2 separate regions of the Mus musculus genome follow, and region 1 is linked to region 2. Evidence: chromatin loops called from intact Hi-C (ENCODE). Cell type or tissue: heart. All regions are shown on one strand. Links, peaks and the distances in the headings refer to the core of each region. The heading gives the core; the rest is flanking DNA. Region 1 holds the start of Gm30416 (a long non-coding RNA gene). Region 2 has its middle 61 kb from the start of Dgkg.

Region 1 (16,110 bases), core at 3,850-11,849, 77 kb before region 2:
TCAGTTAATGCCCTGATTCAGAGAGGCGGTCATTGCTCTTCAAGCCACAGGTGCACTTCTTAACTCTGCTTAAAAGGGATTTTACAGGCATTTGATACTAAAGGCCAAAAAGCCAATTCTATCCTCTATTCATAAACCTCAGTCCTTCTGGGTAGGGCTCTTTCTCGCTGCTGTCAGAGTCAAGGGCTGCCATCAACCTCACTCCGACAGCGAAGTGATTATCCTGAATTTACTCCACCTACCTTTAATTGTTTTCTCTGAAACAGCATCTCAGGAAAGCAAAGGCAGAGCTATCCTAAAACCTTGTTAGCTTTCTTCTATCTCAAGCATTCTTCTGAGATAAGACTGAGTACTTCCCAAATATGGAGTCTACTTCCTCAACATGTAATGTCAAGGGGAGAACCGCCAGATTAAATACAGAAACAGTATTAATAAAGACCAAATACTGGGATATAAATATAAATGTGACCTAAGTGCCGTATGGGGCATGCTAGAAATGATCAGTGTCTGATACTGTGACATCACCCTTATTTGCATTTGCTATATTCGACCGTCCTGTTACAAGAGTAAGGCAAATCATAACGAACTACGTGAGGCTAAAAGCACATGGGACACTGTAGGCTTCAGAAATGGGGGTACGGGCCCCACAAAGGAAATTTACATGTGCTGTTTTAAGAAAGAATTGTAAGCGTGTATGTCTCCCACGGACGGACCTGTGGACCCCTAGTTTCAAATGTTGGCTGTCAGAGAGAATTGAATACTACAATCTCCCTCTTACACAAAGCCAGCATCTGCTGCTGCAGCTTTCAATCTGCAGTCTTATGTCTTATCCGTCTAGGTCCCCACCCACAAGACATAATGATGCCTCTTAATGATGTACCAGTTTTGCTGTGAGTTCATCTACATTTTCCCAAGGACTGGCAGTCTGGCACAAAAGCTAGAGAGGCAGTTAATCCACTCTCTGCGAGTGGATCCCAATTAGTTCAGAGTCGCATAATCTAAGATGGATAACTCTCTGGCTAGCACCTGCTCTGTGGGCACTCGAATCAGACAACATATAAAACATGTAAGAGATGTTTTTGGTAGCCTTGTCTTTAGCAGTTGTAACAATACCACAAACACTGAACAGCAAATGCTGAATTGCTGAGAGGAGCCGTATGATCAGATCCCTGTGAGCCTCCAGCACCCGTGGCCTGTCGATGGGCAGCACAAAGCCTAGTTTCCTGGGTGCTTGTGTTTCAAGACACTACGTATGTTGTGGATTTAGTAACATGGAACTCATAGCCAGTGGCACCAGAACTCACACCAGATGAGCAGTTGCTTTCTCTGTGAAGGTCTGTCTCGGCCTTTGAGTGAGTGGTACATTAGATCACAAGTTGCTAGCATCCCTGGGGGCATTTCTATATGGTAAGAAAATCAGCAGGAAGCAAGAATACAAAGACCATGGCATTAGGTGGTCCTGGAACAATGTGTGAGAACCGAGACAAAAAGGCATCTTCACTCCACCTGGGACCACATGCACTGGGTCACTGATCACTGCTCCTCTTTGCCCACATCCACAAGTAGCCTCAAAGCCACAATGATTTGTAGTTGAGGATTACAAAGTATCTGGGGCTTAGAATTTTCAAATACAGACTCTGACATAGTACGGATCCACTGGATGGCAGTGGCTACTGCGTTCATGCTAGTCTCTACTAATAAGTAGCTACTGCTTGTCTGGATTAATTGCATAGTCTTTTATGTAGTTAGCCACTTTTATACCTTTCTATTTTATCCCATAATTTTTTCAGAAATGTGCATATGACATGTACATGATATGGGTGCATGTACAGATGTGTGCTCATACATAGGGATGCATATATACATGTATGTGCATGTTTTTTTTTCCCAGTCAGGGTTTCTATGTGTAGCCCTGGCTGTCCTGGAACTCACTCTGTAGACCAGGCTGGCCTCAAACTCAGAAATCCGCCTGCCTCTGCCTCCCAAGTGCTGGAATCAAAGGTGTGCGCCACCACGCCCGGCTGTATGTGCATGCTTATGGAGGTTCTAGATTGTGGTTAAGTATCATCCTTGATTCCCATTCAAAGACACATACATACACCCACACATTCACACACACACACACACACACACACACACAGGATCTTTTGCTTACAATGTATCTATATATCGTCTGTCTATGTCTATGTCTATGTCTATGTCTATGTCTATGTCTATGTCTATGTCTATGTCTATGTCTATGTCTATGTCTATGTCTATGTCTATATCTATACAGGTTCTTTTGCTTACCGTGTATCTAGCTAGTTAGCTTGATCCAGAGCCTCCCTGTCTCTGGAGTGCCAGGACTACTGGTAGGACTGCCCAAACCACTGGGCTTTTCTGTGTCATCTGGAGTCCGGAACTCTATCCCTCATGCTTGCCCAGCAAGCACTGTACCTACCAAGCCACCTCCACAGTTCATGTCTGTTATTTTAGCAGGCGCTTCATAATTGGGGGAAATATGTCAGAGTCATCTAACCTATCCCATAACCTCGAGAAAAGCCACATTTAGCTGCTGCAGGAGTCTGGCCTTCTCGTGCCTGTCCCATTAGTCTCTTCCCTGGTTCTAGTTCTGGGCAGCTTCCAAAGCCAACATGGCTGTGTCTAGAATCCACACAAGTCAGAGCTTTTCAAACCTACACGTTATCCCCATAGTAAACACAACTCAAGCAGCTGTGTTGGTATTCGCTGAGACAATATGGAGAAACGCCTTAGCTATACCTATAATGGAATAAAGGCAGCTACCCTAAACCCTTTGCTGAAGGACATTCTTGGGAGGGGCCTTTCCGTGGTGAAAGGACTCAGAATCCACGGGGCTTCCAAGATGATGACTCAGGGGTCTACCGGTGACTTCACATCATTTCTGGACTGTTTGTGGGAGGGGAGGAGTCAAGGGGTGGTCAGGAGGAGTCAGGGGAGTATCGGGAAGTTCAGAGGCTTTTGGCCACATGATGGGGTGGCTACTTGCACAGAAATGGAAAGTTAATCTTCCTTTTTTTTTTTTCTGCCAGGACCGGAAGTACTGGCTTGACCCCATCTCAGATCTTTCTACTTTAGTTCTATTTTTCCAGTACCTGTGGCTCCCTTTGTGAGCCAGCAGCTATAACACAGTTGGGTGACTGTGGAATGAATAGCTTTCTGGGGAAATCCTGAAACAATTTGCCTCTTGGGAGTGAAGTACCCAGCAGGCAGGGATTTGTCCCCTTTGTTCACTTTAACAGCCACATCAGCCTGCGCACTGAACCATTGGGCCAGAACAATGGTGGGCCCTGGCAGTAATGCTGACCACATGGTTTCCGAACACACACTGGCTCGTTTGCCCAGGCTCACAGTAAGCCCTGTTAGGCTGGTCCTGCAGAACCCAGGGCTAAGTACAGAAAGATAGATCTTCAAACTATGTTTCTGTGAGCAAGTGTGGGAAAAAAAAAAGTCAGGAGGAGACCTGCTTGTGAGGGGGTTATGAATCGGAGTCACTCCCAAAGACTCCTCTAAAGGCTAAGCAACCTGGCAGTTGGGAGAGAGTCACATGGTCCTGCCTACTCAGTGTCTCCTGGCAACAACTTCACTCACACTGTCTTAGGGACCCCCTTGACTGGCTGGACTTTGACTCTCCCAGTGATTGTGTGAAGAGGAAGGTAGCTATGTTTGCCACTTGCTGCATGAATAGACTGACTCACAGAAAGACTATGTGTCTGTAGGGACAACTTCAGCCTTCCTGGGCCCTCGAGTCAAGAAGAGCCCTTTAATGTAACCAGTGTCATGCCAACCATGTCTCTGCGCGTGAGAATTTAGCCTCACATTTCCTGTAAGCATAATGGTGCTCTCAGTGTCGATGACCCTTGAGGTGTGAGTGAACGTAACGGGGATTAGCGCATTGGCCTCAGAGGGACCTAAGAGGGGATCGGTCCAGTGGACAGACAACTGGATTAGCTCATTGTCCTTTGTATTGTGTGTCTTCTCCTGCCCGCTGCTCTCCCCTTCTCTGGTACCAGAGAAAACTCTTCTAATTATTCTTCCATAATAAAGGAACATGGCAGATCTGCCCAAAGGAGGGGGCTTGATAGCCTGGCCTGTGGGTGTATCCTCTTTTCAAAAAAGAAAAAAAAAATCTAATCTATGAAAAGAAATCTCAAAGTTGGAAAACAAGAAAAGCAAGAGAAAAAATTCACTCTGAAATGACCACCTGTGTGTCTCTTTAAAGGCAACACTTGAAATTTGAACTGAATTTCAAACATTCCTAAAAGTCTGTTTATTTAGGAGCTGTAAAAGCGAGAAAACAAGTCCAGGATGCCAGAGCTTGCCGTCCCCTCAGACTTGTTAAATCGGAAGTCAGTCTGTGACCTTCTCACACTGTCCTTAGGTCCTGGAAAAAAGAGCCTTTTGCTTACAAGGAGTCCTGCACCATCCTGAGCCGCGACAGGAGAGCGCCCCCTCCCTACCCCAGGCGCCATGCCCCACTCCCACTCACCCCAGGCGCCATGCCCCACTCCCACTCCCACTCCCACCCCAGGCGCCATGCCCCACTCCCACCCCAGGCGCCATGCCCCACTCCCACTCCCACCCTGTGGACAGGTATGGGAACAGGGCTGACCTTTCAAGCCATGCCTAAAGCACAGAAATAGTTGGCTTGTAAGGATGGGGTGGGGAAGTTGGGGAAGATGTGCCTGGTAAGCTTTGTCTCAGCCACAAGAGTTCCCCCAGGCAGCAGGTACAAGCTGCGATCTGTAATCGTCTGATCCAGCATCAGACCCACTGCATCCTCTTCCTCCCTGTTCAGAGTTTCTCATAGGCAGGGAGGGAGGCATCTAAAGCACCCTGGTTGGCTGCTAACACAGAGGAAAAGGTACTGATTTCTTTGTTTTAAAAAAGATCACTTTCAGAACTGTTCTTGGGTCTACCAAGATCTATGGAATGGCCGAAGAGCCAACTCAAAAGATGCCAGAAACTGCATTTGGGGTGGGCTGTTGCACTCTCCCATGCAGGCAGCTTGTGCAGGAACAGCCCAGGGGTACTGAATGCAGAAGGGTGGGGTCAGGGAGAGAGCCACAGGGTAGCCTCAGAATTGAGGAAGTTCTGGCCTGTGGCTTGGCAGGGTAAGTTCACTGGGACATCCTCCCAGCATTATACAGCCCACTTGTTAAAAGCTTTAGCATGATGCAGGCACCACCAAAACCAGGATTGAACATTGTCGACCCTCCCCAAACAAATTCCTTTGGGTCTCTTGGGTGTCTCTGCTTGGAGCCTACCGTGACTCAGCCTCTTGGCTGAAGCCACTGTCCTTCCCTTGGCTCACCTTCTCCCGAGGTCCTGAGTGGGATCGGGCAGTGTGTGGTTCCACACAGATAATGTTTGGGGATACATCTGTGTGTACAGCACACGTCAGTAGTTCTTTTTTATTACTTAGCAACTATTTTATAGACGTACCCTTTTTTATTTTTAATAATTCAAGAGTAAAGGAAATGGGACTGTTTCCAGATACTCTGCTTTTGTTTATAGTGTCTTTAAAGTCTCCGGAACCATGTGTCTAGCCAGTCTAATTCCACAAAATAACTGTTTTCCCTTCCTTCTTTTAGAGTGATGTGCTGAGACCTGTCTGGAGGTTCCGAGTTGGTGAGCTGACACACCCATACCTGCCTGCCTTGTTTCATAAAGCACTTGCTAGCTGTATCCTGTCCTGGGCTCAGAGGGCAGCAGCTGGGGGCCCTAGCCGAGATCTGGCCTCCCTTCCCATCTTGTCCCACCAAATCTGAACACTCCTAGGGCACAGGCTGGTCAGGAGAGAGAGAGTGCGCGCTCAGCTCCTGGTTGTGTGGTGATTCAGGAAGTGACTGGTAGGACACCAATTGGGAATCCAGGCTGGCAGTGATTGTAGCTTAATTTATAATGTGCAAATATGTTCAGGCATGATACATGGGCTTCCATTCTTACTCTTTACTCGGGTCCATAAGTATAAAGAGGCTCGCCCTGGCTGTCACCGGGGAAGGCATCCAAGCTTCTTTGCATGCTTCCATGAGCAAATCATCCCAGCAGCATCAGTGGTCCTCTACTGGCTCCGAAGAACAATTCTGTAGCTAGAGGTACCTGCTTCACGAATGGGTGTAGTTTCTGCACTGGGAGAGTCTTACCTCATCTTTCCATCTGGTCCCCTGACTGATGACAGCTGTCAGGGCAGGAGAAAACAATGTGTGCTTGGCAGTCCCTCTCTGTGTCCCCAGTCAACTCCTTCATGCCCTCCCCACTAGCAACTGTTTCCTTCTCAAAACCCCATCACATGGCCAGTCTCCTCAGATAGCACCAGCTCCTGCTTAACAGAAAAGATGGAAGGGCAGTGTTGGTTTGCTCGGCTTCCTCCCCATTCCTCTCCCTAAGGCATCAGAGTTTGAGGACATTTCGTTCTTGGTTCTCTTCATATTCCACTCTCCCTGGACTAAGCTCTATGACTCCAGAGACTCTTCTCTCCTCTCCTTTCATCCCCTCTCCTCCCTTTTTCCTACCCCTCCCTTCTCTTCTTTCTTCTTCTCTCTTTCCTCCCTTTCCCTCACTCCTTTCTCTTTTTTCCCCTCTCCTCTCCTCTCCTCCCGTCTCCTCTTTTCTCCCCTTCCCTCCCCTCTCTTCTTTCCCTTCTCTCCTCTCTCCCTTCTCTTTCCCTCTTCTCTTCCCTCTTTTTTCTTTTCTTCTTTCCCCCCATTCCCTTCCCTCCCTTCTCCTCTCCCCTTCCCTCCCCTCTTCTTTCCCTTCTCTCTCCTCTCCCCCTCCTCTGTACCTCCTCCTCCTCTTCTCTCTCTTCTCTTCCTCTCCTCCCCTCCTCCCCTTCCCTTTCTTCTATCATCCCTCTTCTTTCTTCCTCTCCTTCTCCCCATCTGCTCCAGATGATCTGAACACTGCCAGGGGAATAGTTAACAGGTCTGCACTGTCCTCTTCCTCCTCCATATTACCTCTCTTTCCCTCTTTCCCCACATCTCTTTCCTCCTACCATTAACACACTAACTTCACGTTGTCCCCAGCTCTTTCTTCTCCTATACTCCCCTGGTTACAAAGCTCTGTCCATTCCATCCTGAAGGATGTCACAAAGCCATCCTCTGTCCCTCACTTTCCTGACTTCGGCATCTGTGGCAGACTTGGATGTGGCACCTCAGCCATCTCTAATCTGTCTGCCTCAAGCACTCTTCCTAACACATACGGTGCGTCATCTCCTTGGTAAACCCTTCTCATCTGTTGGGTTCACGTGTGAGCAGAAAACAATTGCGACTCTCAGAGCCATCACACATGTCCTTCATGCTGTTGTGGAGTTTAAGACCACCAGGAAAAGATCCCAGGCTTGATCCAGGTTATAACTAACCACATTATTAAAGCTGCTTACAGGGCCACAGTCTAACCCAAATCAGAGACATGCACCCAGAGTTGAGTGAAAGAGGGGATTTTAAAGTAACAAACCACAAGGGCTGTTCTGCTCTGCCAGATTAGATATTCAACGTGGCTTTAAAATAGTCCTTGAATGTCTGCATATGCAAGTCACAGAAGCCACAATCAGTGGTAGGTCGCATCCTAAGAGCAGATGATCATGGCCATACATTTCCGAGTGAGGGTCAAGGATTCAGGGTTGCCGGGCCTTATCTTCCAGGACCTTGAGTCAGAGACAAATGACTATTAAGTTCCGAAACAAATGCCTAGCACAAAATGGAGGTTTGTTAGCCATCACCGTATATGACACTGTACCAGTGCCACAGTTCACAGCATGGTCACAGAATAACTCAGCTAGAGAAGACGGCTTCCGAAAGCACAGCTTGGAGTGGGACATCTTCACAGCACCTGGCCCAAGGACTCACCTCACCGAGCACCCTCACCCCCTCCTCCAATAGCTTGCACTCAGGGAATTGTTGGTAACGTTTCAAGGGAGTTGTGTTAGGAGCTAGCTTTGCAGGCAGTAAGGGAAAAGGCCCTTTGTGAAAACTACAACCTAGCTGTGCAAATGCACAGAACAATGCGTGTGAATGCGAGGAACAATGGCAGAGTTAGCACAGAGCAGGGCATTATCCAAGGGCAGAGACCAGAAATGCCTGCCTGCAGAGGCAGTCACTGGCTAGCTAGTGGCCAGCAGGGGGCCAAAGTCAGCTGTATCCAAGAAGGAATTAGAGGTGGACAGAGGGACACCTCAACCTTTAGCTGGTGCATAGCATGGAACCATCTCTCTGCTTGGGCCAGAAGATCACGCAGGCTCAAGGACAGCTTGGTTGACTCTACCAACAATATGTTCAGGAAACTGACTAGTCTCATAGAAATCCCTTCAGTCTTTGCCCAACCCCAACCAAAAGTCTTGTAAGAAAAAAAACATCTCCACAGGGCTAGTAAGGTGGCTTGGCAGTTGGTGGTGGCAGTTGCCACCAAGCCTGGTTACATGAGTTTGATCCCCAGAATCCGCATGGTGGAAAATGATAACCAGCGCCTGCAGGCTGTCTCATGACCTCCACGCACACACAAATAAATATAATTTTTAAAGTTTTTTTTTAAAATCTCTACAAGAACCCCTCGTGGCAACCCTCTCAGGAGCCCACCTTCGGACACCAGTCTTGTGCTATTACTTTGTTTTCCTTCAGGAAGCCGACATTACTTTTCTTACTCCCATGTGTCCGAATCTTTAATCATCATCTGTGTGAGACACAGGTGGAGTTTGGCTTCTGCTGCTGTGATAAGACATCTTGACTGAAAGCAACTTGGGTGGGGAACCGTTTACTTCTTACAACTCTCAGTTCATACTCTATCATGGAGGGATGCCAGGGCAGGAACTGAAGCAGAGACCGTGGGGAAACATTGCTTATTGGCTTGTTCCACACAGCTGACTCAGCCTAGGAGCTGAGTAAGCTAGCACCTAGGAGCACCTGCCTAGATGTAGCACCTCCCACAGTGAGCTGAGCGTCCCATATCAATCCTCAGTTTAAAAGCATGCATCACAGGTTCACCCACAGGCCAATCTGATAGGGACATTTTCTCAAAGTTCTCACTGTAGAAATGGCTCTAGTTTCTAGTGTCAAGTTAACATAAAACTAGCCAGCATGCGTGGTCTCGGGCTGATTTTGATGGCCATTGAGAATCTGACGTCTTAAGTCCCTAGGTCACACATGCCTGAGGTGAGAAAGCTATCACTGCTCTTAAGAACCCACACCAGAGTCCCGCTGTTTCCTGTGGTGAATCCCCTCCTTCACCTTACTGCCTGTGATTCTTCTCATGTGCAACCACTCAAATGTCCCCTCAGGAGTTCTAGTTACACGCCTTTCTCCCACATCCCATGTCACGTCACCATCACGTCTGCTGTGTCCAGAGTCACAGCTATCCATCCACATCTCTCTTTTTTCCCTCAGAATATGAGCTTGTTGGAAGTCAAGAGCTCTGCCATCTCTCTTACCGGGAAGACACTTGTGATGTGGACATTCATCGTGAACCTGTTATGTATTATCATCATAAGCTGCCAGTCTCGATGGTCTAAGCTTTCTGTGGACCTAAACTCCTTATCAAGCCTTGGAGTAGAGACCCTGGTCATCTTGGGAAGACAAGAAGGTACTACCCGTCCTCCCAGTTTCTCTGTATCCTTGCACTTCATCTGCAAGGAAGACATCTGTAAACGGGAGCTGTGGGGTCCAAGGAAAGCTGAGTCCCAGGCACAAATTTTGAGTGAGTAGGGGAATATGACCATATGTTGGCCCCAGGGAGGGAAGTAGTGACCAGAACTTCCAGACTTCATTAGTCCTCCTGCATCTGAGTTGGAGCTCCTGGCTGTAATGCTTGAGACTTAGAAATTATCCCTAGGCAGACATAGTGATGTGGGCTCCCTAAGACAGATTCAAGGAAACAACGAAGACAAGCTTCAGGATCAGACACAAATGAGTGGAGCGGCTGCTGCTGCTGCTGCTGCTGCTGCTGCTGCTGCTGCTGCTGCTGCTGTTGCTTCTTTCTCCCCCTCTTCCTCTTCCCCCTCCTCTTCCCCCTCCTCCTTCCCCCTCCTCCTTCCCCCTCCTCTTCTCCCTCCTCCTCCTTCTGTTCCTCCTCTTCTTCATCTTCTTCATTTTCTTCTTCTTCTCCTTGTTATTTTTATTCAGAAAACCATTCTAGCATTATGGTTATCCATGCCAGAAAACTTGGATACAAAGCCTTATTTTACTACTTTGCCAGCTGTGTAACTTACACAAGTTACTCTTTCTGGGCCTTGAAGTAGTAATAGGAGAGCAACTTATTTTCTCTAAATCCTTAAATCCATTTAGGTCCCCTGCCATTCTCAGCCTGTACCTGAGGATGGCCAACAATGCCAAGCCATTCATGCCCCCCAGGAACATCCCAAAGCAATAATGATAGAAGTTAGTAGACATATACCCTTTCTTCCCAGCAACAGGACTGAGCTCCACAGCAGGACGATGTGGTGGCCTGCTGAGGGACAGATTTCTCCTCTCCTACTTCCTCACTCTTTTACCAGGCCTCCTTGGGATGATCTCCCACATATTTCCCTACACTCAAATGCTGGGGTTGGGATGTGCTTCCAGGCAGATGAAACCCATGTTGCTCCTCTTAAGGGTAAAGAAGCAAAGGCTGAGAGAGAATGAGAGAGTGAGAGCGAGAGACAGAGAGAGAGGATGGGCAGGGGGCGGAGGGGGGACGGGACAGAGAGACAGAGAAACAGGGTTAGGCACAGCATCTCAGCGACAAAGCCCAGATGCACACAGTCAGTCCACCTTGTCTCATAAGGCTCTGCTGCTTCCGTCTCCAGGATTTTGAACTTCCACCAACATCTGCCTGCAGCTGCTGCTTTAATTCTCTCCCACTAGCAAATGGAAGCTTCCCAAAGGCAACCAGGCAGCTCCCAGTCCCTCAGCTATTCCCACTAGTGGGGCCATTCACAGTAGTGAACGGAACACAGTCCCCTTTCACCTTGGCATGGGCATTGGCCTGGAGTTCCCTAGTTTAAACAAATAGTGCAATTTTAATAAATGTAAACTCAAGTTTAAAATAAAATCTCCCAAAAGGCAGATGACAGTGTGAGGTGGGGGAGCCCCCCCCCAGGGTGCTATTAGCAGTTTGGCATATCCTGTCCAATGGGAATACTAATGGAACCTAAGAAGCCTTGCCAGTCTGATTAAGAAACTGTAACTGTGTAACTGCAGAAACAGAGGTGTGAACTGCAGCACATGGACAGATGTCCCAGCAGGCCCTGCTGGGTTACCCTCACCTTGCAAGTAGCCTCCTGGCCTCCTCAGGAGGAGCACAGCAGGCTTGCTGGGGTCGTCCGGTGTTTGAACTGCTGGGCGTATGGATCCATCTGGTTAGCAACTCTTGCAGATAAGGGAACGTGAGAGGACAAAGCCTGGGCACTGAGGACAGAACCAGGAACAGGATCCAGGTTTCTTTGCTCCCAGACAAGTGTTTCCCTCCTAAGCCATGGTGATTCTGTGTTCCATCTATGAGCCTGAGTTTTCACCTCTGAAAACGGGCAACTTAAGGAGATTCATGGATATCAAGATTCTGAGGACTAGATGAGATCACGTATGGAAGCTGTGTCACAAATGGGCATATGTAAGAATGCGGAGTGGAAAGGGCTAGAAAGCCTCTGGACCAGTGGCTCTCCACCTTTCTAACACTGTGACCCTTTAACACAGCTCCTCATGGTGTGGTGACCCCAACCATAACATTATTCTCCTTGCTACTTCATAACTGTACTTTTTGTACTGTTATGAGTTGTGATGTAAATTTGTGTTTTCTGATGGTCCTAAGAGGCCCCGTGAAAGGGTTATTTGGCCCTCAAGGGACTCACAACCTACAGGTCGAGAACTGCCACCCTATAAAGACAGACACCGTGGGGTGGGGATCCTTTCTGCTTACCTGAGCACCAGCTTCTCCCATTATCTTCCTGCCCAGTAAGTTCCTGCTTTGTAAATTGGCCTCAATTCTAGATTCCGCTGGGTATTGCAGTGCTGGGCATGAAATTCAGGGCCTACATTCGGTAAGCAAGTACTGGACCAGCAATTACATCCCTAGCTCTGAGTGCCCACCCCCACCCCCCCACTTTTGACCGGAGCTTGGACATTAGAAATAAAAGGATGTTTTCGTAACAGGAATTGGTTCAGATTAAATGTGAAAGGTCTTTCTTTTTCAAAGGCTGCCTGTCTACCATTCCCAAGGGTGTCAGCAAAAGTACAAACTTTAGCACAACAGGCAGGCAGGAATGACTTCTCACGTGGTGGACAGAATGTCAAAAGCTGTCAGAGGAAAACCCTGTTGCTCCAGGGATCAAAGGAAATGGGCTGTGCTATTTATGGGGCCTTGTTTACTGATGTAAAACAAACCCTCCAGACTTGCCAACCTTACAGTGGGGAGCAAAGCAGATTAGCCCTGCAGGGGTTCTGGTTAAAAGGGATGGCTGCCTATCCCCAGGGACAGGCTCCACCAAGGCTCCCTGACTCTAACCTGTTCGTTCTGTTGCCTCAAGACACTCTCAGGCAAGAGTGTCTTTTTCCAGAGTGGCCCTCCACAGCATGCAGGAGTGAGCCTTGTAGTCTTAGACCTGTACCCCAAGAGGTGACAGCAGTGCCCAGTGACAAACAAATCAAGTCCTCTTGCCTCTGGTTCCCCAGTCATTGCCTGGAAATGGACAGGATGGGACAGTGCACATCTGGGGTCATCTCAGAAGGACATCTGCTCTCTCCATCTGTTTGTAGCCAGGACTCCAACATCTCTCTCTTCTATCCCTTACTAGATAATGAACATATAACAACTAGCATATAATTCAGCAAATCTGTATATTCTCCACCAAATTAGAAATGCTTCCAGCGGTCATTGATCCCTGATGGCCAGATAAACAAAGAAGACTGCAAACTTCACCCTCCAAGACAAAGGCCTTATAGGCTTGTCTGTTTCCAGCAGGGCTGCCCTCTTGGGCCGACTAGTCCAAACTGGTCAGATGCATCAAGGCCTGTGCTAAACATATTTCAGCTTCATATGAAATTATAGCCTCATCAGCTCCATTTTCCTTAAGTTAAGACAAAATTAGGGCAGAGGGGGGCCACCTTGTGGCACTTTAAAACATTTAAAAGACTCAGACCCTCCCAGGAGAAGTAGATACCTGCTTCAACGTCCCCTCTCCACTTCGTGGGAAATGTTTTTCTCGGTGTGCCTGCCTCCCTCTCCTCCTTCTCTCCTCCCACCATGCTTCTTCATTTTCATAGTTACCTGTTGCTTCCTGTTGTTTGAGATCCTCTCCCTCCCCCGCCCCCCATCCCTCCTTTAATTTCATTTTTAAAAAGAAGAAGAAAAGAAAGACCTCCCTGCCCCTCACAGCACTGAGCTGATTCTGGGTTCCCGGGAAGCTGTTTCTGGAGACTCTGAGCAAATGTTACTCAGTGTTCTTCTCTTGATAAAGGGGGGGGGGGGCTCAGCCCGTGCTGAGCGGAGCCTCCTCACCTCATTCTGGAGCACACTGCCCCGCAGCTCCACCTGCGCCTCCACCCACACGGTGCGTTCCTGCTTGCCAACTTCCCTCTGTGTGAGCCCCTTCGCCCACTCAACTGCAGGCCTCCTTCCGGACCGCCCCTCATGATGAGTAGTTTGTCAGTTACTATACATCAAGCTGCCTCCATCCAGCAACACAGAAAGCCCCATCTGTTCTGGGGAGCCTTCCAACAAGAGCCTCCACCCACCCACCGCCCACAACTGCCAGCAACAGGCAGACTGTCCTGCAAGTGTCCACCCTCCAGGCCCCCCGGAAGGCTCAAGACTGAGCACCCCAGGCCTTGGCTGGGGGAACAGGGCAACAGCATGACTGGCTGGGGGCCATGCTGTAACAAATGTAGGCCTCCTCACTATCGGAGCAGCCCTACCCTGGCATGATCTGAGTGCTGAGCACACTGGTGGGGAACAAGAGCAGGGGGGTAGAAACTTCATTCAATGTAGATCTGGGGGCTTGGGGAAGGTCAGGGGTCTAGTGCTTTCCTAGCATGTGTGAAGCCCTTGGATCAAAGCCTGGTGCTTGTAGCGGTGGGGGGGGGGGGGGGTTCGGGGGTGGGGGCAGTTGGTTGAGGCCGGGCAAGAAAATGTGTATTCTTTCTCCAGCTCAGGACCTTCATCCATCACGTGATTACTACTTTTTTCTCAGGCTCTGTTCCCCACTGCACTGCTCGGCAGGTCCTGTTATGAGAATCATGTCTTCAGCCTAGACAAGTTAGACATTTTCCCAGAAATCCACAGACAAGAGGCCAAAGCAGTGCGCAGGATTCTGAGCTCCAGCTGCCTGGATGAGAATTCTAGCTCTCTGTCTGCCTGTGTCCCTGTCTCTCTCTCTGCCCACGCCCCGCTCCCCCAGCAGTCCCCGTCCCCGTGCACGCGCGCGCGCGCACACACACACACATACAAAATGTATTTTGATGATATCCCGATTATCCACTTTACCCATCCCCATACTGAATTCCTTTCTAATAAATGTTCCTCCTTTCACATATTTGTTGTTCTTATTTACTGTTTTTGCTCCCTTTGGTATGTTTCGGTTTTGTTTTGTTCTGGAGGGTGGAGGTGGGTGGTATTTAATTTGAGTACCAGTGGTAGTACCAATAAGGAATTTGACTCTACCTCCCAAGTAATTACTAACAGCTTATACTCCATCAGAAACGTGTGACACCTTGAGCCCCGTTGCCATCTCTGATAGAATGTTGAGGAGCCCAGGTAAGTTCCGCTATTATTAGTTCACGGACATGACAACCCCGCCTTCCCCAGAAGACTATTTCATATCGTTCTTCCCCATCCTTCGTTTCTTCCCTCCTGCCTTTGTCCTCAGTGCTCTTTGAGCCTTGGGTGGGTAAGACACACACATGTCCTGTTCAGGGCTGACACTCAACAGTCACCTGTTCTCAGCACTTTGACCAGTTTTCAGTCTGAGCATTAACCACTGCCCATTGCAAGCAGGAACTTCTCTAACCAGGATGAGAGGGCACATGCATAAATATTTAGGAGGCAGTTTGACAATTTCCCTTTACCAAACCAATAATAGTAGATTATTGGGGCCTATGACCTCTCTAGCCAAGGGTTTTTGACAGTGCCAGGTATGAATTTCTGGAGGCATACATTTTTTCCAACCTTCTTGAATAAACATTCGACCTTGTCTCTAGCCCACACCCATCAGAGGTAGTGGAGAAAAAGCTATTAGGACATGGGGGAAGGAGACCTGTTTAGAAGTAGTTCTTTAGGGGTGAGTCTAATCTTTGTTGTCAGGGTATCAGCAGTCCAGTCCACTAGCAAACACCAAACACAAATCAGCAGCCGTAGTCCAGTCCTGCCAGCAGACACCACACATGAACCAGCAGCTGCAGTCCAGTCCTCTCGCCAGACACTACACACCCAAACCAGCATATAGGAACTTCACAAGAGGTTCTTTGGTGAGTTTCTCTCAATGGCATTACCACAAGTGGAGCTCAGCACTGCAATGTAGGGCAAGCCAATACATGCGTGTCATGTGAAGAATAGCGAGGTAGAGCAAAGAAAACCAATCTAGAGCTCCCACTGTCTGTGGGGTCATTTTTATATTCCTTCTGAACATTATGAGTCCTTTCACCTGCGTGCCCCAGCAAAACATCATTTGACATAAATGACTTTCCAAAGAAACCAGAAATTTCCACTTCAGATTTCCTCGGTGAAGTGGACTCAAACTCTATCAGGAAGTAGTTGGTTACTCCTGCGATCCTGGAATCAGGATTGAACTGAACCACTGAGCCACTATTTTGCTACTGGGCACAACTTTCAGAGCAAGGCACAAGCTTGTAACATGAAACTGAAATCTGAGATCAGTGTTAAAAACTCAATCTTTCTATAAGTGCAAGTAACTAGGTTTATTTTGCATCTTTAAAACAAGTGTGATGAACACAAAGTTTTGCAACAGAACATCACATAATAACATAGTTGTGACCATTTCTTGCTTTTATTTCATGTTTTTAAGATGTATGCAAATGAAGTCATGGAGAAGAGACCGCCTGCCTTCTTACCAGTGTGGCCTTCCTTCATCTGCAGTCTTCAGAGCTGTCATGTCACATTGTTAGACAGTAAATC
Region 2 (16,110 bases), core at 3,289-11,288:
AAGCCAGGCTTTTCTGAAGCAGCTTTCTAGTCATGTTTTACATGCCACTTCCTATGGAGCTGAAGAAATGGAAGTCCACATTTAAAGACAATTAGCTGCCATGCAAAAAGGATGCATGTGCTATTTTTATTTTATGTGTATGAATGAGTGTTCTGCCTCTATGTGCACCATATGCATGCCCGATATCTGCAGAGATCTTCAGAGAACACTGGATCTCCTGTAACTGGAGTTACAGATGATTGTAAGCTGTTGTGTGAATGCTGGGAATGGAATTGGGGTCCTCTGCAAAAACAGCAAGTGCTCTTAACTTCTCTCCAGCCCCAGTTAGCAGCCATTTTGATTGGCATCTTTAAAAGTTAAGCGTGTCCTAGGGGAGGCTCATTGTGTGAAAGCCATCTATAAAAGCTATTTGAGCTGATACCTACATTTTCTTTTAATAAATTGCCAAGTAGCAGAGATATTGAAAATCAATTCAAAAAACTTCACACTGCCTCAAAATTGAAGTCAACATTTTGAAACATTAGCACACTACAGTGGTTGTTTCTGAAGGTTAATTATACTGAACCAGTAGAAGAAGTCATTATGGATTAGGGAGGCTCCCCACATGCCCAGCCCACAAGTACCCTTTAGAGAAGAGACTCTAGTGGACTTGTTTCTGCACCAATTGCTGTGGAACCATCAGGGGAACCATAGGGTGCAATTCTGACCTCACATGAAATACAAGAAAGGCTAAATACTGTGAGGAAAGTCAGCACTTGTCCCTCCCCGGTGGAGGCGTTCCATTTGGATGGTAGCCACCTGACTCAGTCAAATGTTCTATTTTGGGAAATATAAATGTCAGCTCTCCTCTAGTGAAGACATAACCCAAACTACACTGAACTTTTATTCTCAGCTTTTGCTCTGGTTTTCCATTAGGTCTGGTGTACCCAGTCTTAGCGTCATGTGGACCAAAAGTTATGGAACATCAGAGGTGGTCAATTTTTGCCATTCTGCCAACAGGAGTCTTCAAAGCAATTCTCTATACCAAAGGGAGGCTCTGTGGTTACCAGGAGACCTGAGGGATAGAGCACTAACCATTGAATGACATGGTAAGAGGGTGAGGTGGGCGTGAGAGCTGGATTCACGTACACAGGACTAAAGGATGAGACAACCGCATCTTTCCTGGTCTGTAGTACACTAGTGAAGGACTAATAAAGCCTCCTTTAGTTTTACTCTCAGAATCCAGAGAAGTAGCCACCAAGACCACGGCTTTGGGGCCATAACAAATGCTGTTTGGTGTGATTTGGTCCTGTGAGTACAGGTGGGCTACCACTTCTAAGGACTAGGTGACTTCAGCTGGGACATAAATCAACTGGCCCTGACTCCACTGCTCCAGATGGGTAAGAATGGCCCCATGTAGGAAGTATTGCTTAGGATTTGTTCTCTTACAGGCAGCCGCAGGACATGGCCAGAAACCGATCAGATTCAGAACTTAGGTAGAAGCTGAATGCTTAGACGCCAGTGTTTACAGTTGATGACATGGTCTTGACTCCCCACAGCCAGCAATCGTGAAAACTAGACTGTTACCTGGGAAGTGTGAGAGGTGCTGTGGTTAGAAGATTCCCACTGCTCTGGTTTAGACTGACAATGTCTTCCAAAGGCCCATGTGTTTGAAGGCTTGACCTCTGACCTGTGCTAGTAGGAAGGAGTCCTGTGCACTTGGAAGTGACCTCTAGTGAAAGGAAGTTACATCATTAGGGTTGTACCCTTAAAGCAGCTATTATCTCTGAACCCCTATCTATCCTCTTTTTTATTTCCTGACCATCATACAGAGAAAAGGTCTCCTTGGCAACCTTTGTGTACTTGACAAACTCATCCAGTGCACTGAGCTGCACAATGCTGTCCAGTGTAATGAGGCCAAGCAACCCTGAGCTAAAATCTCTCAAACTCAGATCCCAAGACTAAAATATCAGCACTTAGTCAATACCCCTCTGCAGTAGTATGCTGCAGGCCTGCTCTTCTTCATGCTATATGTGAGTCCATTCTTCCAAAGTAGCCTTTACTCCTTTGTGGGTGATTATCTCGGTACGTGGTCATAGTAATGGAACCCTGCAACCTTTCCCAGATGCAGCGGCTCTTGCATCAGTAGCTCAAGACCTTAAGTATCCAACCGTCCCATGGAGAAAATGATTGCCTTGACATCTATTTAAATAATGATGCCTAGGATGTCCATAAATACCATCTTTCTGCCTTTATGCCTGTCAGACAGATTCTGACAAGTTAGCACCTTCTTCCTAAGTCTGCAAAGATATGCCTCTCCTATTTATTAAAGAAATATGCTTACTATTTTCCTTTATTTACTTTAAGCTGACTGGCTGTGCCTGTTCTATGCATATATTTGCAGCTCCTGGCCTACTCTACAGCCATGTTTGTATTTTGACCTAAAGCAAAGAGGCAGGCTGATGTCCAGTTGCTGCTGAGACCAGACATGGACATAGACACATGCTCTGACCTCTAGTCTCCACTGTGACCGGTCTCTAGAACAGCGGTACTCAACCTTCTGAATGCTGTGACCTTTGAATATAGTTCCTCTTATTGTGGTAACCCCAACTATAAACTTACTCTCCAGTGTGATGTTACTCTAGAGCAGTGGTTCTCAGCCTTCCAAATGCTGTGACCATTTAAGATACTTCCTTGTGTCGTGGTGATCCCCATTCATAAAAGTATTTTGTTGCTTGCTCATATCTGTAATTTTGCTACTGTTATGAATCATAATGTAAATACCTGAGCACAGGTCAAGAACCACTGCTCTAGAAACTGATCTGTACATACCAGTAGCTTATCTAAAGCCTGGGCATCAACAAACAGGGCGTCAATTCTGTCTCTAGATGGCTGCCACATTTTAAAAATGTGCTTTTCATTGTGTGATAGGAGGCAGAAAGATCATAAGAACCAGAGGACCTGGGAGTTTTCTGTGTCTGCCTCATAGTAATGTGAGAAGCTAACCCCATGAACTCTCAGCAACATGACTGCCCAAATGTGACCTCAGCAAAGACAATAGCAATATACATGTCAAAGTGGGTGGAGAAAAGCCCAGGAGGCCTGAACCTGATACAAAGAACCTGAGGCAATGGCAGGATGCTCGGAGAGGGAGACACAGTCTTCCCAAAGGAAGAGCACGCCAGTTGATTATCCAACACCAAATGGTTGGCTCTAAAAACACTTATACAGTAATATTATTGAGATTGGACAGGTTGTATTTAGGGATACATATGTATAAACATATGGATATACACATGCAATAACAATTAATGAACAAAGAGGCAGATTTGAAGGGAGGAAAGGAAAGAGGTAAATGATGTAATAACATTATAATATTAAAGATAAAAATGTGTTCTTGTGTTTTCAATGAAGTCAAAGGTTTTCATGAGAGGGTTCTGGAATCTCATGTCTGTCGATGCAATGTCTGCGACGTGCTTTTTCTAAGAGAAGAATTGGGCTAAATAAACATCCTTAGACACAGTCCAAGGAAATACAAGCCCAGGAATGAGGGTGTATGGGAGCAGGGTCTCAGTCGACCAGGAGTTTACTTTTAGGGACAAAATCTTTTTGTCTTTATAGGGAAGAGGAAAGACTCACCAAGGAACACCAAACAAAAGCTTGGCTGACGGTCTCCCTGTGCAGCTTCCAGGCAGCTGTGAGTAGTATGATTCCATTCTGCAGCATTTCCTGCGGACCTCCATCTATTCACACTGACAGAATCATTGAGTATGATGCACAAGACCGGCTTAAGATGCTCCCAGACCCCAGGGAATCAGAATTCCAAAGCTCAGATGTCTACAAGGGCCAAGTGGGGGACATGAATAAATGAAGACCTGATATAAGTAAAAGATAACAGCAGCTGACATTCAGACTCTAGCCCAAGAGGTACTGTGTAGCTGGGGCAACTGTTGAGACCAGAAGGGGTAGTTACCCCTCAGATATAGCAGGTTATTTGCATGAAGGACCAGCTCCAGGTTTTGATTTTCTAGGAAAAGTTCTCATTATAAATGTTCTTATTCTTAAACATTGTTAAGAAAAATTCTTAAAGTTTTGCCTTACAGAACCCCAAAACAAAGAAAACAACAACAACAACAACAACAACAACAACAACAAAACCAAACCAAACCAAACCAAACTAAGTGAATAAAATATTCTGGGGACTCCATTCCGTGCTAGGGCCTCAGCATGTGCCTGTGCGCTCTAAGCCTCCTGTTGCTGTAACAAAATACCTGAAACAATTAACTTACAAAGAGAAAAGCTTAGTTTTGTCTCATGGTTCTTGAGGTTCCAAGATTGTATGGCTCCATCATTTTGGGCTTTCAGTTATGCGGCAGATCATGGCATGTGCCAACAAAGAAAAGAAGAGAAGAAAAAACAGGGTCCCATAATAATCCATTTCAGACTCAGGCTTTCCAAAGACCTTGGGGTATTTCAAGTTTCCACCACATCTCAGTAAAGCCACGAGGAATCTGAGCCTTTAGCTCATGAGCCTTTCAGGACATTCAACAACCAAACCTGCCAGGACTAAGTCTTAGGTTTCTGTTTGTGGACTCAAAGATTTGAGAGGGGAAAGGACATTTTGTCATATCTGAGCACTTGAAAGTGCCCACATCCAAACGGCCCTTGTGAAAACAGCCAGAATGAGCAGGGGTTCCCTAAGTTCAGTTTCCTCATTCACAGAAGGGGGGAAGGAAAGTGCTCCTGCCCTGCCCACAGCAGGATGCTGTCTCTGTGCATGGCTGAAAGGCCACAGGAGAGTGAAGGCATCAGGGGGCCACCCTCCATCTGTTTCCCCTCAGTGAGGCTGAACCTGGGCTCTACATCCTTGCTTGTGTTCATTCAAAACACTGGATTTGTGTTTTGCCATATGACAACATGACTCCCCTAGTTCCTAAGTCATTGCTTTGGACTAACTCATGGCACACCCTTCCAAATTTTCCCATGCCTCTAGAAGTTTCTAGAGAGTATCGGGCAAGGGTAAGAGAAGGCCACTTCTGCTGTCAGGCTACTACTCTGCATTCATCTCAATGCCTTGTACCTTGACACCTTGGAGTTTTGAAAATATTTCATTAAGATGCTTTGAATAAAATGTCCCTTATTCATAATGTGAGCAATGTACTAAAAAGGTGCAGTTGGTACAAGTGTTCTAATTCCAATACTCTGAAAGCTGAGGCAGGAGGATTGTAAATTCCAGGTCAGCTTTGACTGTACAATGAAACCCAGTGTCACAAAACGGGAAAGGGAATTTGAAATTGAGAAATTTTTAGAGAAAAGAACCTGCTATAATCAAATAGTCTAGAAAAATTTGAAATGGTGTTTATATTTTATAAATATGTAATTATATAAATGTGATTCAATGTTTAGTAAAAGTATTAGTACATATACGGCATACTTTTAAAATTGAGATGGAATCCATAATACTCCTTGTTAACTTGTTTTAGGTTTACTGTGAATGTTTTTATGGACACATAATTTTATAGTTTACAATGTTCTATGATATGAACATCATAATTCATTTTGGTAATTTCTTTGAGGGGACCACAAACTGCCAAGCCAGGAAGTTCCTCACACAGCCTAATTCATGACTCTTGATTCTTTTATGAAACACAGAGATGCTCTTGGTTCCTCTTGGTGAGATGAAGCTTAGTTTAGATCCAAGCAACCTCCTTGGACACCAGCACGGAGCTGTCACAGTCAGCTGTGCCCTTTCCTCCTCTTGGAAAGGCCAGGGGGTGAACTGGGGCCTCTGTCTAGGACTGTGGCTGGTGTGGGACACTAGACTCTCCCAGGAATCCAAGATGACCTTCCTTATGAAGCTGAAGAAGATGTCACGGGCACGAGGCCAGCAGAACCCTATGGCATTTCTCCTGCCCACATCTGTTGTGGCAACTGCTGTGCTGACAAGCCCAGCTACGGAGCCTGGCATTTGTGTTGGCGTAGAAAGTTCTCTGTATACGCTACTTCACCTTTTAATGCAGACCAGCCCATCTTCCTGGCTTCTTGATCCTCAAGTGACAGGGACTTCTTCAGAGGAAACTGGGCCATTCCCAGGAAGAGCCCACTGCCTACCCAACATAAAAAGGCTGCCATTCAGTCCAGCAAGAAGAGCAGGAAACACAAGACACCTCCCTCCCAGATCCCTCCAGGCAAGACTCACTGCCCATTGTTTTCCTCCAAAGGGCCACTTACCACTGTCTCTTCCCTCCCTGCCCCCAACCCAGCTGCAGAAGCTATTTTTAAATTTCCCTAGCAACCAGAGGACAGAAGCTGGGCTTCTTGTGATGCTGTAGTCACCAGAGACTGGGCAAATGGGACAAGACTGTCGTAAGAAGGAAGCACAGCCCCTTGCCCTCCTTGGAGAGATGGCTTCCTTGTACGTGGTCGTAAGATGCCACCTTCCTGCCCGATCTCTGTCTTTGCCTCTAACGTGGCTATTGCTGGGTATTTTTGGAGAGAACTTCTCATACACCAGCTTCTAGGAAAAATGGTGACTGGTGCTCGGGACGCCTTTGGTGCAGGAGCATGCTTGGCAAGTGCACGGGCAGAGTGCACAGCCTATTCTGGCATGGCAAATAAAGACATATAGAGAATGTAAAATCGGTAATTAAACCCTCTTAAAACTGACCTGTTTCTTGTTACCATCACGAGTCAGCAATTCCTCTGATATGAAAAATAGTCCTCACCGTCCCCCATCCCCTCGAGCACCTGAGCCCCTCCCCTTCTCCTTAAGTCACTCCTTTGGTGCCCTGGCCCCCTGGTGGTGATCCTGAGAAGTGAAAGCATACTTTTTAAAATTAATTAATTAATTTATTTATTTATTTTGTTTTTTAAAAAATTGGATATTTTCTTCACTTACATTTCAAATGCTATCCCAAAAGTCCCCTATACCCCCGTCCCCGCTCCCCTATCCACACACTCCCACTTCTTGGCCCTGGCTTTCCCCTGTACTGGGGCATATAAAGTATGCAAGACAAGGGTCCTCTCTTCCCAATGATGGCCAACTAGGCCATCTTCTGCTACATATGCAGTTAGAGACACGAGCTCTGGGGGTACTGATTAGTTCATATTGTTGTTCCTCCTATAGGGTTGCAGACCCCTTTAGCTCCTTGGGTACTTTCTCTAGCTTCTACATTGGGGGCCCTGTGTTCCATCCAATAGATGACTGTGAGCATCCACTTCTGTATTTGCCAAGCACTGGCATAGCCTTACAGGAGACAGCTATATCAGGGTCCTTTCAGCAAAATCTTGCTGGCATATGCAATAGTGTCTGCATTTGGTGGCTGATTATGGGATGGGTGGGGCAGTCTCTGGATGGTCCATCCTTTCGTCTTAGCTCTAAACATTGTCTCTGCAACTCCTTCCACGGATATTTTATTCCCCATTCTAGGGAGGAATGAAGTATCCACGAGTTGGTCTTCCTTCTTGATTTTCTTGTGTTTTGGAAGTTGTATCTTGGGTATTCTAGGTTTCTGGGCTAATATCCACTTATCAGTGAGTGCATATCAAGTGACTTCTTTTGTGATTGGGTTACCTCACTCAGGATGATGCCCTCCAGGTCCATCCATTTGCCCAAGAATTTCATAAATTCATTGTTTTTAATAGCTGAGTAGTACCCCATTGTGTAAATGTACCACATTTTCTGTATCCATTCCTCTGTTGAGGGACACCTGGGTTCTTTCCAGCTTCTGGCTATTATAAATAAGGCTGCTATGAACACAGTGGCTTCTGGCTATTTTAAATAGGGCTGCTATGAACATAGTGGAGCATGTGTCCTTATGCCCAGGAGAGGTATGCTACCAGTTCAGTGTGTATGTGTGTGTGTGTGTGTGTGTGTGTGTGTGTGTGTGTGTGTGTGTGTGTGTGTGTATCTGTGTCTGTGTGTCTTTGTTTAGCAGGAGTCCTAGCCTGGATGCACAGGCAACCAGTAACTATGCCTGACATGTGTGGTATCTACTGTCTGGGGAACCTTTCCAACCTAGCACAAGAAAGCCAAACTATAGTGATTCCTCCTTACACATAAAGTAGGTGCCTCAGAACCTGGTAGACAGTTAGTCCTCTGGGTCCGAGTAGGATGTGGACTTCACAGTTCCCTTCTGACAAGTTATACATACCCTTCAGCCAAAAGCACTCATCCATCCGATCCAGGAGGCAGGTTGGAAAGGAGCGTGGAAGACATGACCATAATAAACCATTTGCACAGCAGAAGTTTTACCTGGAGCCTCCTTTTGTATCCTTCGGTTCTGAGACCAAATACGTATAGGCACAGTAATGATATGCTAATGAACAAAATCTAAATTGCATAGCCAAACTTCCTACCATATTTACATTACAAAATTACATTAATTTTGCTACAAACAGTAGCAAAATTACAGTTATGGAGTAGCAATGAAAATAAAGTTATGGTTGGGAGCCAGCACTTGAGGAATTGCACTGAAGGATCACAGTGTTTGGAAGGTGGAGGACCATTGCTCTAGTGCATCTCCCCATGGGCCTCTTCTGCGGGACTCTATTGCTCCACGGCTGCCATCTGTCCCCTACCTACCTACCCCTAGAGGTGGGAATGGGTAATGCTACATCACTAGGAACTGAGTGATTGGTCTCATACTTGATACCCAGATACTTGGGCTTTCAGAGCCCATCTACAGTGACCCATCCCAGGCAACCTGCCCACCATCCCCCTCTGTTACCAGCTCTGTTCCCTCTGTGTTGTCTTATCCTGGCAGTCCTCTGGCCTGGCCACCTGTGACTGAATGGCTACTACTTGAAAGCAGACAGGAGACAAGGAAATGTCTCACAGCTGGTACATCGCTGCAGACACAGCCAACCAGAATGCACCCTGCATGGCAGGAGTGTCCCCTCAAGGTCAGGCACTCACCCTGTAGTGAAGGGCTTGGCAGATGTCCTCAGGGTCTAGTGGAGACCTGGGGCAGAGGCTGGTGGTGGTGGCATTCAGGTGGTTCCAATCAGTAAATCATATCTCAGTGTTCTCAACAGCTGGGCACTGTTGTCTGTGTGTGCTGACTATGAGTGGCACTCTGCTGAAGAATCAAATTCAGAATTCTTGTCAGTTATCTCAGGAGTGAAAACAAAGGCAGTTTACTCGATGCTCTTCCTGGATGTGCGAGACTGAGCAAGTCAGGTGTCATGCATGGTTTGCCCTTCAAAGAGCCACCCCTCTGCAGCTTGCACTTGCCTTTGGGTCTCCTTTAGTTGAGCTCAAGTGCTATCCTGCCCCTTTTTGCTTTCCTTCTCTTCCCTGTACACAAGCAGCCACACTGAGGCTTAGAGTTACTTAGGCTAGAGCAGAACAGACCTGGACCTGTTACATGCAGCCCACCCACTGCAAAGCCACAGACAGGTGTGCAAAATGTGTTTCTGCTCCCAGAAATGCCTTTTCAGAAAAGCCAGTTCTCTTGAGACGGCTCACAGGGAAGTGTGTGTTTAGGTCTGACCAAGAAGATCCACCAAGCTATGAAATTCATCTCTGCCTTATTTTGTGTAGCCACTGCCACTACTATTAAACCCATGACCACAGGACAGTCATAAAAGAACTTGCTTTGCGGGCTAGAGTGGTCACTCAGTGGTTAAGAAAATAGTACCACTCTTGCAGAGAATCTGAGTTTGGTTTCCAGCACCCACATCTGGAAGCTCACAACTGCCTGTAACTCCAGTCCCAGGGGAACCCAATACCTCTGGCCTCCAAGGGCACCAGCCCTCACATGCAAGTGTGCATGCACGCACGCACACACGCACGCACACACAGACACACTAATTTTAAAAAAAGCTTTAACAAGAACCCGTTTTAACATTTCATTCTTGTTCCATGCCTGTCATTATGCTAAGACACCATGCTACTGTGCAATAGCATACGTGCCTTGGGTTACCTTTGTTGTAAATTTAAGGAACATTTGATCAAATTGTCTGCATCTCCTCTGCTTTCCACGGAACCTCACTATCAAGGCAGAACACTTGCCCCTCGTGTGTAGCACTATGGATCCGATCCCCAGCACTGGAAGAAAACAAAAATCAAAAAATACCCTGACCAGCACACATAACCTCCCGACCCCAATTTTACCTTTATTACTAACTGCCTCGAGTGTAGCATTGCTTCAGACTCTGTGGGACTGTAATAATTCCCTTGGATGCTTGTTAAGGTGGGTCAAGGAGATAGGGGAGCCAGGTGCCCAGCTAATGAATAATGCATCTACTGTTTCCTTACTCTAGAGAGACAGCCAGAGCTAGCTCCGCAAGAGGAGGCCTCACTCTTGGAGCTGACCATTTTGTTGTGAGGTTGGCATAGGGAAGGTAAATCTACAGAAAGCTGTTTCCTCCTTACATACATTTTAGTCTTAATGGATTGTAGCTGCTTCAGCAGTCTGAGCTTCGTGAGAAGTCAACATTAAAGTCACTGCTTTTTATGATCTAGTCGAATGGGAAAGGGAATCTCTTTATCCCTTGGCATCTCTGACTAAGATGGGAACTAGCCCTTCTGTGGAACCATCCTGTAAACACATGGTCTCTGAAGTCTCTGGACGATTAGGCTTAATAGCTCATTAGTCAATTCTTAAGTGAAATTATTCAAGCTATCATTCTTAGTCTTCGAGGATAATAACATTTGTGAGTTTTTCTTTTCAGAATGCTAACATTTCAGAGCTGCTCATATTTCATAGCAAATCCTCTTATTTCTAAATCAAGCCTTTGGAAAAAAAATATGGTATCATATGACCACATTTGTACCCTTTGTGAAAGTCCTTCAGTTTGTGTGTGAGTTCCTTAATATTCACCAACACGACTGGATACTAAGCCACTTGGATCTGGCTGATGATTTCCTAATTTGGAAGGCTCCATGCTTTCATGGAAGATGGTACTTCTCCTCCATAGTCCACTAAGGATCAGCCTGCAGCCCATTAGGAGAGTCTTGAGGTCACTGAGTACTGTTAGAGCTCTGCCTCCCAAGTCACTGCCCTGTGCCTTAACTGAGACCTTGGCTGCCCATTTCTTTACTAACACAATTCAGCAACCCCCAAACACCACGTTTTATGAGATTACAAGACTGTTTCTATCAGACTGACATTCACAAACCCGGGGTATTTCCTATCTGCCTTATCCTTCTGTATGACACATACAAATGTTAAGGATGGCCAATCTTTTAATTAAATCTCTACTCTGTCGAGTTAGTCATCCAGAAGCAACTGTCCTTCATAAAAAATATACCTCTTCCTTCCTATCTCTACATGTTCTGGATGCAATGGGAGAAACAGAGTGGTCAGTGATGTAGGGGAAGCTGTGTGAAGCTTTCACAGATCTTGTTACAGGTTACACCCAATGTAACCTGACCCACTTGCTCTTTAGGACAGTGCACCCTTTATCTCAGTTTTACCTTATAAGACATAACCTTTCAGCTCTTTATTGAGAATACATTGAATGTGTCTGTGGGCTCAACAATTGCTACCTTCAGTCTAGCATGGATCAACCTGCACATAGAGCTAAAATTATCTCTGCTTCTGGATTGTGGCAGTCAGCTTCCAGATTTTTGTATTATCTTTATCCTGAAGGAACACACAGAGTACCTTATCCAGGTTTCTCACATTACAGATGTGGACAAGAGATTCAGGATGTGGATGGGACTTTATTGAAGCTACCAGATGAATGTTCTCCATGGTTTACAGTTTTAGGTACCTACCATTATAAGGAAAATGCAAAACTGCTGACTCGGCGTTTCTGCCATGTCCATCATAAGCATATGGTCCAAACAAGCAGACTAGATGTTCAGCTCTCTTCACTCTCAGCCTGTGTGTTGCTTCTTGATATTGTTAGGCTTGCAACATCACTGATGAAGTCATTCTGGCTTTATGCTTGAGCATATGATAGCAGATTTCTTTGCATCACTATATATATATGCATATTTAATATAAATGTAAGTGGTGAATTAATCTGGCAGCTATATTTATTTACCTTATGCTAAGCCCCAATAACTTCACAGAGAAACCAAGATTTATTTAAAACTGCACCTCAATAGCTGATCATTCAAATGCTATACTTTAAACATCTGTGCTAACCTGGCTACTTCCCAGAACCAGCCATGACACTTGTGTATTATTACTAGTCTAGTTCTTCAGACACATTCTTCATGCCTCCAATGCCCCCATCCTCCCACATCCTTTGACTTTCCCTATCCTTTCCCCTTGCTAGCGGAAGTCCCACTCTATTCTCTGTTCAGCCCAGCCACTGGGTTATCAGCACTTATTGACAAGGCAGAGAATAAAAGGTAAGAACTGTTTACACAATTGTTTACACTTGAGACAGGTGATTCTTAGTATAAGCATCACAATACTGTGTCCAGATTGAAACAAGATATGAGAGAAATCAGCATTTGAATAACCCAAGGGTAAACTTTACACAGCATACACAGCACTATGCCTGCAGTATACTATTGGGATCTAGTTCTCCCACCCAGATGGTAAATACAGCTTTACAGTGGATGGTGGAGCATACCAGCAGAAATGATCACACCTCTCATAGAAGCAGGAGGATGGCATGCAAGGCCAGACATGCTCCTCCTGGAATTACTTTCTTGCAGGCATTCAGGGGTTATATATGAACTATCTTATACTCCCAAAGACCCAAGGAGTTCCCATTTGGCCCTGCCTCCCCAATGCTTTGCTTTCTCCCAATACAGATATCTGGGACCATGACTTTAATCACAGTGGACTTTCGAGGGATACTTGGACAGTTCCCAAATCATAGCAAATTATAGTGGGTCCCAGGGCCTGCTTGGAGGAAGGGGAGATTACCAGGGCACCAAGTGTGGTAGCACTCACCTGTCAAGCCTGTCTCTAGGAAGATGAGACAGGAGGACAGCTGTGACTTTGAGGCTAGCCTAGACTACACAGCAAATACCAGGTTAGCCACAGTCTATAGACTGAGACCCTACCAAAAACAAACAAACAAACAAACAAACAAAAACAGGAAGGAAGGAAGGAAGGAAGGAAGGAAGGAAGGAAGGAAGGAAGGAAGGAAGGAAGGAAGAAAGGAAGGATGGATCTACAAGGGATACATAGGTAAGTACACAGGAAAATATCAACTATGTGTGTCTAACTGCAAAGTAAATCAGCACAAGTCACCCAAGCTGTTTGCAACCATCAGACAGCCTAGTCTGAAGAACATAAACTTGATCCGTGCCCAGAATTAACTAAAATCAAATAATAGATCGAAATTAAAACCTAAAACAATAAAACTCTGAGAAAACCCTTGCAGCATCAAGTTAGAGGAATATTCCTTAGATATCGTACAGAAATAGAATTCATGAAAATTATATATCAAGCCTTTTTGAAAGCAAGACATTTCTTCTTCAAAAGATATTATTGGGAGAGTTAAAAAAAAGCAAACATAGGAGCTAGAGGGATGGCTCAGTGGTTAGGAACACTGGCCCCTCATGTGCTGGATCCAGGTTCTGTTCCTGGCACTCAAATGGCAGCTTACAACTATGTTTACCTCCAATTCCAGGAGATCTAACACCCTCTTCTGGCCTCAAACACTCATACACATAAAAATAACTCTTTTTAAAATATAAATCTAGCTGGGCACAGTGGTTTACACCTTTAATCCCAGGACTCAGGAGGCAGAGACAGGCAGATCTCTATGAATTTGAGATCCAGGACAGCCAGGGATACATAGAACAACTGTCTCTCAAAAAACAAAGAACAAAAATAAATAATTAACTAATTAATTAAAAAATAAATATAAATCTTTTTTAAAAATTTAGAGATCTGGCATGGTGGTGCATGCCTTTAACCTCAATAGCCAGGAATCAGAGGCAGATGGGTCTCTGTGAGTTCGAGGCCAACCTGGTCTATATGGCAAGTTCCAGGCCAGCCAGGGCTATATGATGAGACAGTCTCAAAAGCAAGCAAGCAAACAAAAATCCCATACAATTTATGGTCTGGTGATATGGATCAGCAGGTAAAGGCATCTCCTGGGAAGCATGAAGACCTGTGTACAATCCCTGTGCCCCACAAGGTAGAAGAAGAAAACCTACTTCTTCAAGGTGTCCTCATACCTCTACAGGCATGTTATGATGCTCACAGTAATAAAAATGAAACAGAAACTTAAAAAAAAAAAAGACAGGCATATAATGAAGGAAATATTCACAATACATGTGACTGATAAAGCCCTCACTTTAGAATATATAAAGAATTCTCCAGATAAGAATAAAGCAAATCTACAATTTTTAATGATTTATTTTCATTTTATGCATATGAGTAGTGAGTTTTTGTCTAATGTACACATGGGCACCACATGTACACATGTGCAACATGTGCATGCCTGATGTCCTAGGAGTAGTAAGGGGGTCAGATTCCCTGGAACTGGAATGACAAACAGTTGTGCCAAGTGGGTGATGGGAACCAAACTCAGGTCCTCCACAAGAGCCACCAGTGCTCTGAGCCACCAAGCTATCTCCAGCCCCACAGGCTCACAATTTAAAAATTGGCAGTCAACAAAGATTGTGGGGACAAGAAGTGCCTGAAAACACTATCATCATTAATTAGGAGAGAAATGGAGTAGAAGCTAGCCTGCAAGTCTATTAGTGCTGCTACAACCAGCAAGCTGTCCGGGATGCTGACTGCCTCAATGTCACACATTCCTGGTGGAAACGCACACTGATAGAATCTAATCTGAAAACCATTTCAGATTCTAAGTAAAGCTAATCAGGCATCGACCTCACAATCCAGCAATCCTATACCCAGGTACACAGTAATAAAAATGTATTTATATAACCTGCAATAAAGACTATGAATTTCTGTATAATTCCTTTATAACAGGGCCCAGTGGTAGAGCGCATTCTTAGCATTTGCGAGGCTTGGGTTTAACCTTTAGCGCTGATCAACAAAACCAAAGAAGCCAGAGTGGCCTAAAACTGGACACAATATTCTTCAACTGCCTTTACCCAGTGTGAAGAAGCCAGACATGGCTTGCTCATGCCTATAATCCTAGCACCTGGAGGGCTAAGGCAGGAGGAGAGCCATGAGTTCAAGGCCAGCCTGGGCCACAGAGGGAGATTCTGTCTCAGAACAGAGCGAATGCAATGAGTAAATAAACAATGGAAATATTCTGTATCTTGATGGTAACACTACAACAGTACGCATTGCAAGGTGAAGTTTACTCTCCTACGTTATAACGAATAAGCTTGACTTGGGAACTACAGCTGTTGGGTTTTCTTCCTTCTGTTTTTGGATTCCGAGATGCTGGTCTCTTTTAGATGCAATAAAGGAAGAGATTGGGAGATGCCATGCTTAACTGAGCATCTATCTTAGCCTTTGGTAAGAATGTTCACTGTGTGCCAGGCTTAATGGTTGGGCAAATACTAGCTAAGTAATTATTACTAAGGAACCATTTACAGCTTAGATATGGCTCAGAATCCCAATCTTCACTAAGAATATACTTTTTTTTTTAATTTTGCAATGTGCGCCTATTTTAGCTTAAAAAGACAAACAAAACATCCAGCATTGGTTCTGAACAAAAAGGCACAGTGCATGTGCATATGTCCTAGAGCCATGTAGGAAGAGTTATGAATAGAGTACAAATTTATGTTCATGGGACTATGAGTGTTTACCACCACAGGAGTGTGAAAGGTATACATAAAAAGTATAAGAGACATTAGTTGTGTTGATAATGTTTATACCAAAGTTACAGTTCTTTGACTGAAAAAAATTGGTGGTTTGATTGTTTTGTTTTGAGACAGCGTCTCACTGTGTGTAGCACTAGTGGTCCTGAAACCTTGCTATGTAGACCAGGCTGGCCTCCAACAACAACAACAACAACAACAACAATTCACCTGTCTCTGCCTCCTGAGTGCTGAAATTAAAGGGCTGTCCCCACCATGCCCAGTTAATTTATATAAATGTAAACATGAACACACATACGTACACACATATATGTTACGTTGTTAACATGTGTGTTAAAAGCTGTTAACACTTTTAACTTTTTTAAAATATTTTTTATTACATATTTTCCTCAATTACATTTCCAATGCTATCCCAAAAGTCCCCCTTACCCTCCCCGCCACTTCTCTACCCGCCCATTCCCATT

The links. Hi-C counts contacts between places; a loop is a spot of excess contacts. Peaks named below come from ENCODE experiments on the same cell type or tissue, not always from the same donor. Only the 100,000 strongest peaks of a DNase experiment are listed, where the experiment ranks them.
Region 1: it touches region 2 in a loop (2.2-fold over the local background); 3 of 42 quality-filtered maps call a loop at or near these places.

Annotation. Positions count from the first base shown.
Region 1 is chr16:22,787,732-22,803,841 of GRCm38, reverse strand. It overlaps Gm30416 (a long non-coding RNA gene), which reads right to left and starts at 11,552. Exons shown (of 4, transcript XR_875953.3): 1 at 11,252-11,552; 2 at 5,968-6,199. In heart, for the core only: a CTCF peak has its summit at 8,129 (motif pointing right); no DNase peak of the experiment used is centred there; H3K27me3 peaks cover 831 bases.
Region 2 is chr16:22,710,124-22,726,233 of GRCm38, reverse strand. No RefSeq gene overlaps it. Among named protein-coding and RNA genes, the nearest start is that of Dgkg, 61 kb to the right of the region's middle. In heart, for the core only: CTCF peaks have their summits at 6,773 (motif pointing left) and 8,592; no DNase peak of the experiment used is centred there; H3K27ac peaks cover 312 bases.